2 separate regions of the Homo sapiens genome follow, and region 1 is linked to region 2. A link is a contact called in ENCODE Hi-C or POLR2A ChIA-PET data. All regions are on one chromosome and are shown on one strand. Each heading gives the region's core, a stretch centred on a gene start or an enhancer-like site at or near the end of the contact. The rest is flanking DNA. Distances are from core to core; before and after follow the strand shown.

Region 1 (5,546 bases), core at 165-2,664, 200 kb before region 2:
AGCAGGTCTGAATAATCCATTTGTCTAATTCACTGTGCTCTATAATACCTATTTTCAAAGATAGTTTCCCAAGTTCTGAGAAGTCCTTACATATTAGCTGACTTTATACTAAAATTTGGGTTTAAAAAAATTTTTTTTTAGAGACATGGTCTCACTCTGTCATCCAGGTTAAAGTGCAGTGGTGGTGTGATAATAGTTTACTGCAGCCTCGAAATCCTGGGCTCAACAACCCTCCCACCTCAGCATCCTAAGTAGCTGGGACTACGAGTGTGTGCCACCATGCCTGGCTTAAATTTTTTTATTTTTATTTTTATTTTTATTTTTTTTTTGGAGACGTGGGATTTCACTATGTTGCACAGCATGGTCTTGAACTCCTGGCTTCAAGCAATCCTCCCACCTTGGCCTCCCAAATCCCTAGGAGGCACAAGCATGAGCCATTGTGCTTTGCCCTAAAATTTGTTTTAAATTAAAGTTTTTCTGGTAAGAATGTAATAGCGTATTTTGACAAAGGGTGAGAAAGGCTTCTTCTGGAAGCAACTAATGCTAATTGATAAAATTGATATATAAATGGGTTGTGGTTTCCAGCTCTCTTCTGGGAGAGAAATAAAAGGGAATCTAATAAAGAACAATGTTGGTTTTTCTCTGGCTGCTTTACTAACAAGAAACACCATGAAACATTTCTCTCATTTCTAAACATTTCTATAAAAAAGATAACTTATAGAGAACAAAATCACAATCGACCAGTTATTTCCCAAACAAATTTTCCATTTTTACAATACAAAGGGAAAGCTACAAGTATTAGCTGATTTAGAATATTTCTCATCTAGGATGAGATGTCCCAGATGGCAGAGTAGAGAGAGTTTTGGATATAATTGAAACTCTATAGAATTGGTGGCAAATGTGCACATATACACACACACACACGTTCCTATCCAATTAAGCAGCCAAAAAGTCAGCAATCCCATTGCTTCTTTAGTTTAATTAAAGTCACTGATTTTCCAAACCCAACATTTAGAGATCACATCAGATGCTACTCATAATGTAAGGAAGCATGTATTATGGAGAGGTTATCCTGGGTGAAAGGTACAGCAACAACTGAATAGTCAACCGAAACTTCTATCAATGGGCCAAGCTTTGGGAGCATCAATATATAAAAGTTTAGAATTCCATTTTGTATCCTCTTCTCCCCCAAAAAGAAAGAGCACTGGAAATTATTCCTTGTGTGGTGTTTAATAGTGGTAGATCATTTTGATTAAGGAATTAAATGGATTGAGGTGCATGAGAGCAAGAAAGAGGAGGGGCAAGAGGGGGGATTATAGGATAAGGTGTACTGCTACTTTAAAATTATGTATGCATGATCCCATCCAGGTCCCTCCCACTGCTTGAGGTACCAGCGGAAAGCTTGGGCAGCTCAGTTCCAAGAGGGCCACCAAGCAGACCACGCTCTGAGCTTCAGGTAACCAAGTGTTTGCTCTGCAGAATACTTTACCTGGGCACCCAAGTCTTCCTTCCAGCATTCCTGCTGCTACAGCCTATTTGCTGAGTAACCAGGGGTTACAGCAGCGTTGCCAGGCAACGAGGGACAGCGGTCCTGTTGAAGAGCCATTTGTCACACTGAGGGGACTGGTTGAAATGCAATAAAGAAATGGTAACTCAGCTTATTTATCAATACAATTACTTGCACAGTATTAGGGATCCATGTGTAACCTACAAATTCATAGTCATATGAGGAAACACAGAAACATTTTGCTAAATATTAAAGCATAGGACAGACAGATGGTGTTGGGTTTCTAATCAGCTTTACTCTGAGCTTAAAGTTGCTGCACATGCTGGGATAAGGGGAAAGGCCCAAAGTCCTTTGCCAGCTTTATTTTGGGCATCTGTAAGTTAGCTCTGGGTTACAATGTACAGTGCATGTGTAAAGAAAATCTACAAGATTCTTTTCCCTGTTAAGTAGAGCTGGTAATGCCATTGCTAATTCCCTGGGGTGAAGTAACAACACAAAATTATTGTATGTGTAATATATTATTAATAATTATATATATATAAAACACACACATATATTATATAAATATTTATGTATAACTGGTTATAAATATTACTGGTTGTCCTGTGGACTTATAAAGTGCTTGATTTGCCCAATGCAATCAAGAGATTTACCAAAAGGATGAGTATTTTACTCTGAGCACTGTGCTTCAAAATGTTTTTTGAGAAGTTCAGTAGTGTTGCTTCTAGGAGCTCAAAGTCCTCAGGCCTGGGATGAGCTTCAGTTTTAAAGGTGCAGCAGCTTTCCCTTGACGCCCTACGTTTTTGATTCCCAGATACCAGCAGCTACTCATGTCTTCGCCATTGCTAAGAACGTCGTTGGTATTACCTTACTCTGAGAACGTGTCTGCAGTTTCCAGAAAATGGAGTATCGCAACATCACTTAAAGTACCCTGCTTCAAAGTATTGCTGGCAAGTGGCGTGGGCCTGATTATTTATTTAGAAATGCTTTATCAGGAGGAGAATGCTTTTTTGTAAACATGAATTGCCCAGTTCTTTCATTGGGCTCTGGCTTCTTGTTTCAGGTCATTGAAATGTTGATCTTTGCCTATTTTGCTTCAATATCCTTGACTGAGTCACGAGGTCTTTTCCCAAGGCTGGAGAACGTGGGAGCTTTCAAGAAAGTTTCCATCGTGCCAACCCAAGCAGTATGTGGACTCCCAGACCGAAGCACTTTTTGTCACAGCTCTGCTGCTGCTGAAAGTATTCAGTTCTGTACCCAGCGGTTTTGTATTCAGGATTGCCCATACAGATCTTCACACCCTACCTACACTGCCCTTTTCTCAGCAGGCCTCAGTAGCTGCATCACACCAGACAAGAATGATCTGCATCCTAACGCCCATAGCAATTCTGCAAGTTTTATTTTTGGAAATCACAAGAGCTGCTTTTCTTCTCCTCCTTCTCCAAAGCTGATGGCATCATTTACCTTAGCTGTATGGCTGAAACCTGAGCAACAAGGTGTAATGTAAGTAGTAGTGTAGGTATAAGCTTTCATAGGTCCCCAAAACCAGTAGTAGTGAAGATCATTTCAGCCTGAATTCCAAACCGGAAGTGAAGGCTATATAGAATTCATGGTATTGAAGACTAACTCTTCCAGTTGTTTCCCCAATTAAAATTTTTTTCTCTTCTATGGATGAAATGGACCATGAAAAAAAATGTGAAAATAGTTTATCAAAGGCAAATGTGTTTATGCAGGAATCATTTATTTTCTATAGCTTAGCGCGACCTTTGGTCTTAGCCTTCAAAGCCTAAAGAAGACTCAGAGTGAGTTTTAAGGCATGGAAACTTGTAATTAATACAAATAATTAATATTTTCAAAATCTTGAACTGGGTTTATATAATCAACATTTCCTTACTAGGGTATAACATTTTCATTAGGCAGATAGTTCTCCCAGTCCTTGGGACTGTTTTCTTCATCCTCGTTTCCCCAAGAAGAGCTGTTTGTTTGACTCATGGAAGATGTTCAGTAATATAAATTGAATATATAAATAACCCTCCATCTCTAAAAACATATAGCTTTTAGTTCTTTATCTTGTGGTATTTTCATTTTCCAATTAGTTAGGAAATATGTAGGTAAGTGTGAGAGATTCTCAAAAGCTTTCATGCTGTTCATCCCAGAGAAATGCCTTCAATGAGTCTGGGTCTTATTACTGCCATTTTTTGTTATTTAATCACCAGTTTTTCATTCTGTAATCTTTTCTCAAGCTGATATCTAATGAGTTTCTTCTAAATATTTATTGCCAACCTGGAGATTTTAATATACAGGACAGTTTTGAGGAATTTTTGCTTATCTTTTTTCTTCCTAGAGGGCTTTTGGCCCTTTCTCTTGTGACATTTTCTGTGTGTGACAGCGTTGGCTGGATATCTAAAAACTTGTGAAACAAACCAGAAAAGGATTACAATCTCATAAGCAAATAGGACTTAAATGTTTTTGGTGTTTAGTTTCAATTTGCCAAGTGAAAGTTGGCATGTCTTCATTTTGTTTTAAATTTGGATTAATCACAAAATTAATCACAAACCATTCCCATTTCTACATCTCTCCTCAAAGAAAACCTTGTTTTCTTACTGTTTGAAATTCTAGTAAATTCAAGCTACTCAGTTTATATAATTAACATCTGAAGAGTCTTAAAACATTGTCTTTTGACAAATAGGGCTAAGATAAAATATCCTTCTGAGCTTGTAGGGACATATCTGTACCAAATTCATCTTCTATTGACATCATTTTGTATAAATAAGACAGAGAAGTATTTACAGGGTTGGAAGAACATGGTTAATGGTTTTGAGAGTTCCTTGTATCAAGGTCGTTTCCATTTTCAAAATTAAAATACCTTTGGGAATTGGGGGAATTTCGGGGTGTTTGCACTAGATAAGTAAAACAAACAAAACATGGATTATCCAATTATTGTTTATTCAGGAGCAGAATAAATCCAGTTCCTAAATATTTTGCTACCTGCCTTCCTCTCACATTTATTATCTACCAAAGCTAGTATGTTTACAAGCAAACAAAATAGCAAGGAAGATAATCAATAACATATTAAGAAATGCATTTTCAGTAAGCTTGGGAAAATAAGTCTGCATTTGGTAAATACATTCTTGAGTAATGGTCGAATTCTCACTTGTAGATTTAAACAGAAGAAAAATGAATAGGGGCAAACTCTTTTCAGGTTAAGACCTGATGGGTAGGGATAAAAACAAATTCACTTCAGTAAATTAGAAATATTCAACTACTGAAGGGTTAAAAATATAATTTGCAGTAGAATTTATATAAAACTTTTATTTCTACTTATATAAAACCTTTATGTCATCTAAATCTATTTGCCTAAATTAAAAATATACTTGCACTCATAACTTTATACCAAATATACATACAAAATATAGTAAAATTGTGACAGTAAATGAGGGACTATTAGTGTTTTACAATCTTATTCTTACCTCCCAACTCAGGAAAAAAATAGATGCAAGTGATAGATGCAAGTGAGAAGAAATTATGTGTGAAAAACATGCCCTTTAAGGAAAGCTTTAAACCATCTTTAGCAGTAATTCTTGATTGGCTCAATTTTATACATTTGCCTCTCTGATACTTCCTACCAAATTTGATCACAAACTCATCATTTTTTGAGAGACTACTGTATCCTAGGTGTTTGTGTGTGTATCCTCAGAATACTCATGATCTAAATGATCTAATGGAGTGTACAGATGGATGAGTGTTATTACCTAGGCAGCACAGTGTGTTAAGTGAGCACAAAGTGAGACCCCTCAACCGACCCTGAGCAGGAAGAAGGGTGCCAGGACCAAGCATAATCATTCAGATACCAAAGCTAAGTAGGAGGTAACCAGGTGAAGAAGAGACCTCAAGGTCTGAAAGGTGTGTCACTCTAATAAGGGTAGAGATAACTTAAAATAATTTGATAACTGCCCTGACACAAGACCTGGAAGTTTTCTGAAAACTCTTCTAGTTTTTCAAAATCTTATTTCACTGTGTTCTAGAAGGCTGAAGGACC
Region 2 (5,560 bases), core at 275-2,774:
TATTATCTTATAGTTCTGGAAATCAGAGGCTCTAAATGAGTTTCACTAGGCTAAAATCAGGCCTGTGTTTCTTATGGAGATTCTAGGAAAAAAAAAAACATTTCCTTGATTTTCCCAGCTTTTAGAGGCAACCTACAATCTTTTTTTTTTTTTTTTTTTCTGAGATGGAGTTTTGCTCTTGTTGCCCAGGCTGGAGTGCAATGGTGCAATCTCGGCTCACCACAACCTCCGCCTCCTGGGTTCAAATGATTCTCCTGCCTCAGCCTCCCGAGTAGCTGTGATTACAAGCATGCAGCACCACCCCCAGCTAATTTTGTATTTTTAATAGAGACAGGGTTTCTCCATGTTGGTCAGGCTGGTTTCAAACTCCCAACCTCAGGTGATCTGCCCGCCTTGGCCTCCCAAAGTGCTGGGATTACAGGCGTGAGCCACCGCACCCATCGTACATTCTTTAGCTCATGGCTCCTTCCTTCATTTTCAAAGCCAGCAGAGCAGTGTTTCCTTGGACCTCTGCTTATGTCCTTACATGTTTTCTCTCTGACTCTTACCCTCCTGCCTTCCTTTATAAGGACCGTAGATTACATTGGGCATTCTTGGATAATCCAGGATAATCTCCCCATCTCAAAATCCTTAACCACATCTGCAAAATTCCTTTTACCAAGTAAGGTAACATTCACAAGTTTGGAGGATTAGAACTTGGATATTGTTGGCGTGGGCATAATATGACCTGCTCTACCAGAGTTCAGCAATCTATAGCCTGGGGGTCAGCCACATGTTTATGTAAATAGAGTTTTATTAGAGCACACCAATGTTAATTCTTTACATATTTTCTGTGGTTGCTTTCCTGCTACAGCAGCAGAGTTGAGTTACAATAGAGCTCATATGGCCTGCAAAGCCTAAAATATTTACTATCTCATCCTTTATAGATAAAGATTGCTGACCTTGTAACTAGATTTACTGTCACCTTGGACAAATTAGTCTCACTAAGCATAATAGAATCATAACTTTATAGACTGGGAAAGAACCTTAAAAGTAATTTTGGTTAAACTCTACCCTATACATTTCTCTGCGTAAATCACCTTTTCAGAAAAACTGGTGAATGGCCATTCAGCTTCTGCTCCAAAACATGGAACTAAAAGGAGCTCACTGTCTCATGAAGTAGCTCATGTTTATTTCAAACAGCTGTAATTCTTCAACAAATAGAAATATATTATTTATATTGACCAAAAAGTTGCAGTCTTTTGACTTTCTTGCCTAGTCTTATTTATGCCTTCTGAGACCATAGAGAATAAGTGAAATCTCTCTTCTATCTGTGAGCACTTTAAAAATTTGATTCTGCTATCATATCTGAAAGTTATTTAGTTATTTGCATAAATATGTGGAGTGTCAACAAAGGAGAAAGAGACAGTGTTCTCAGATCAGAACCTTGCTGAGCAAGCTGCCTGGACTTAGCTGTCACTATTGCATGGATGCAAGGGAGTCACTGCCCCTGGTCCAGCTTTTATGAGTTTCTCTATTTGTGCCTGGGAAATTCACCAAAGAGGGTGGGGTTGCACACTGTTAACGTCTCCCTTTCAGATGAGGCACTCGTATTTCCTTGTTCAATAAGCCATGTAAATATGGCTTTCAGTTCACACAGCGTGGATGCCCAAGCCTCAAATCCCTCTCCTATAATTCTGATTCCATCTCCAAGAGAATTCAGATGCTGTTAGTAGTCTGTAACTAAAGCGAAACTAAGAAGCTCAATGAAACCACAGCTCCTCTGTTAATCGGGGAAAACCAAACTCCTCTAGAGGGCACTGTAGCACTCACCGAATTCTGTGAACTGAGAACACTGGTTTAAGAGAATCTGAACAGATACCAGCTCTTAAAGAAAACTGTCCATTCCCTGGGAGTGAGGTTAGCCAGGGGGACAGAGTTAAGCCAATAAAAAGGGGCTCAAAAGAGCTAACTTGTTACTAGAGCTACAAACCATGTTTGGATTAATCTCCGGTGTCCTATCCTAAGTCTAAAGCTTCCCTGGTGCTTTATTCACTATTAATTCCTGTATCCGACAATATTTACTGAATCCTTACTGTGTGCTAGCCTTTGTGTTAGGGACTGATGGAAAAAACTAAGACAAAAACAAACAAAAAAACTCTGCCGAATTTCTCCAATTTGCCTTGAAGTCTCATTCTCTTTTGTTTATTAATAATCCTTATCTAAAATCCCTTAGCAATTGGAGATCTCTTTCTCCTTCGTTCTTTATGTTGAATGATGTCTTCATCATCCCCATTAGCAAGTTAGAAGACCGGGAGTAACTTTATACCTATCCTCCCTTCTCTTTTCAATTCGGCCTCCCATTCTACCAATTTTACTTAACATTTCTCAGGTCTATCCTACTCATTTCCATTGCTCCTTGCCACTGCCCCAAGGTAGCATTATCTTACTTCTGCTCACCTTTCCAGGTTTATCTATCACCATTTCTCATTATGAATTTACATCCAGGAGTACTGAGGTGCTTGCAATTTCATACCCTCTTCTGCTTTTTCTTTTTTTTCTCTATTTTTGCCCCTCCCCGACTTCCCTGGCTTATTTCTACTCATCTTTTAACGTTCAGCCCAAGCATCTCCTCCAAGACTTCTACTTAAAATTACCCTTCCCATCCCTTCTTCTGCTACCAGACTAGTTAAGTTGCCCCTTTTCTGGACCTTTAGAGTCTGGATACATCTTTATTAATGCTGTTTCCGTTTTTTCTTGCATACGAGATTGTGAGCTCCTTGAGGACCGGGGCAATTCTATAAGATTCATCTCTACATCCTTGATGTTTATTCCAGTCCTGGAACATAGCTGGCCCTCAATGAATGTTATTTATGTCAATCAATATTTAAATCAATTTGATAGTACCCATGAGCTGAGGCCCCATAGAGAGGAGGGGTGTACAAAGAGAAATGTCAATAAATTGACCTATATATCTTGGGATATATCTCTGGGCCTCCTACAGCAGTTCTCCCTCAGATGATGAATTTTCTGACAATGATGTGCATTACTGAAACATATTCCTTTCATTAATAGTTAGGTTTCAACAGTAATAATTAGGATAACCATTTCTCTCACTGTTTCCACAACTGGAAGAAATTCCTAAGAAAGGAAGGTATATGAAATTTGTGATGTAGGAGACAGAGGCCAACTTCTTTCCCATTGTAACCAGCAAATACTGAGTTATGTAAGGGTCCAAAGAGAACTATCATAGCAAAGTGCTGGCAGAGATTAGTGATGCTTTACTCCTGTTTTGTTTACCATAATGAACTGGTCAATAAACATCACAAATTGTTTATCTATATAAATCTTGACAGATTACTCTTTATGAAATCCATTTAGCAAGCGAGGTTTTCCCATAAGGATGAAAAATGAAGATTTTAAACAGATTGCGGGAGAAGCTCTGGCTGTACCAAGAGAGTCAGTGTAATAAAGGTTTCTTTATATTAATATTACAAAAACCATTTATCCTGGCAAAATCAATATTGCAATTCATCTTAGTTTGGTGTTTCTCTTTCTAAGCTTAAAATGTCTTTTCCTTTATTATGTATAATTTTGTTTTAATAAATGTGAAATATATTTCATTTAGGAGGTACTCTTGAGGAGGGATAACTTATAAAATGACATCAAATTTGTAGCTTATTTGCTAAAGAGTCTTGGAAGTGTTTAAAATTATATTTGAGTGGCTGAGAAATCTAAAGGAATCATTTTGCTTAATCCTTAATTACAAAATTATCCCTGTGTCCTTTGGGGTAAAAACAAACTACAATTTTCAGAAAAGTCTTCGCTTGTGAACTTCATTTAGGAAAAATTCTCTCTTACTGAAGTCAAGTGATTATAACAAGTCAGATAAGTTGACTATAACAATGGCTTGGATAAGAGACTATAAAATCAAGAATAGACACATTTAATTGCTCAAAACATTGCGTGCTTTGGCTGGAAGAAAATAGAACTACATCAAGGAACGGAATTATGTTATACATTGGAAGCTATTACTCTAAATGTACTGTATGTAAAATAAGTGTGATTGTCTCATGAGTGAATGGTAATAAAAACTGAAATACTCAAGAGACACTTATTCATGAGTGGTGCAGTTACACATACATATATACACACACACACACACACACATACATTGAGAGAAGCTTTTCTCTTATTGTTTATGCTCACTAATATTATATTAAAAGCCTATAAACAATAGACTCTACATAATAGCCTATAAAGAAATTAAGAGCAAATCAAGTATTTTTGCATCTATAATTCCATTTTAATTATAATACATAATTTTCTTCAGCTCTAAAACTTAACCTAAACAAAACATCTATTTGAAATGGAATTCTGATGTAATGTGTATAGATAAAAGACCTAATATAGTTGTTTGAAGGGGGAAAATGTCCTTTTATCATGACCATAAAAACGGCAAACTACAGTACAGTGGTTTTCAAGAAAAACTGTACTTTATTTATTCCCAAGGGGATATTAGTCCATAAAACAAATTTGCAGCTTATTTGGCAGTCTTAGCTTTTATCAGCCTTTTTAAGGGTGTTGAATGATTACCCAAGAGATCACACTGTAAAAATGGCAGTGGGGAAAAGTAACTCCATCCGTTCAGCATCTTTATTAGAATATATAGGTGAATCCATTTGATGTTGTTTTAAACGTACCACAAGGAGAGTACCTTTTAAATGGTGAGTGGTCTTCTTACATGTGCTGTTTTGCTTCTCTAATACCTCATGGCACCAACGTTGCTTATCCTAATTAGTGCCATTGGCATAGGCTACATGTTTGAATAATTCACTGTGAAGAAACAAGTTTTAGTTTCTATCATGGCAAAATGCCACTACTGGTATTTTTACAAGCAACTTTGGGTCCAAGAAATTTAAGTTGCACTAAAGTTATCTTACTATATTTATGTCATTAGCATCTTTTCATAAATCAGAATAATGCTGTATTCTCCAACCATTATGGATAACTAAGTTTAGTTCATAAAACAGAAAATGAAATATAACCCATATTAAGGCATCAAAAATATTTGAACCTGTCTTTCTCAAGCAATTTTCTTAGTGAAATTTAGTCTTCATCGAACTAACTATAGAATTTTAAGATTTTTAGGGAGAGCAATGATTTACCCCTGATTTTCTATTTCGCAATTGGAGAGTCACTTGAAAAGATAATTTTATGGGTACCTAATCTAAATGTTTAGCTGACAGGAACACTGCTTTTGTAAAAGCAAAATTTACAGCATTCTTAATTGAACAACTGGATTCAAACTAATCCATAAGATATATTGTGGGATGTAAAAAAGCAATATAATATCTTTTTTTGCTATTAATTAGTTTATAAAGAGAAAGCTTTATACGGGTTTTACCAGGAACAGTAGTTTTATAAAGATCTTTTCTATTTTCCTTTATTTTATGTTGATTCTTTGTTTGTTTAGCTCAAGCATTCTTTTCAATATATTGGCTAAAACAAGCCGTCTTACTCTACAATGCTATTGGTAGGTGTAACTTATACTATGAATTATTAATCAAAACACTATTCT

Evidence for each region. A loop is a pair of places that touch in the nucleus more often than their neighbours do. ChIA-PET counts read pairs that join two places held with the same protein, here RNA polymerase II (POLR2A).
Region 1: a map of Caco-2 shows a loop between it and region 2 (2.3-fold over the local background). The contact joins the promoter of USH2A here to the enhancer-like site in region 2. A Hi-C loop is called at or near these places in 1 of 168 maps with a recorded cell type or tissue (Caco-2). POLR2A ChIA-PET finds 5 or more read pairs at or near these places in 1 of 52 experiments (OCI-LY7).

Annotation. Positions count from the first base shown.
Region 1 is chr1:216,419,316-216,424,861 of GRCh38, reverse strand. USH2A (usherin) reads left to right here and starts at 1,414. Exons shown (of 72, transcript NM_206933.4): 1 at 1,414-1,648; 2 at 2,322-3,010. The coding sequence starts at 2,526.
Region 2 is chr1:216,217,580-216,223,139 of GRCh38, reverse strand. All of the region lies in intron 14 of USH2A (usherin), which reads left to right. The region is part of intron 2 of USH2A-AS1 (USH2A antisense RNA 1); the gene reads right to left. Among named protein-coding and RNA genes, the nearest start is that of USH2A-AS1, 27 kb to the right of the region's middle. Within about 2 kb of position 1,524, at least 2 of the 41 ENCODE cell types and tissues checked have a DNase peak (open chromatin) inside an H3K27ac peak, as active enhancers do.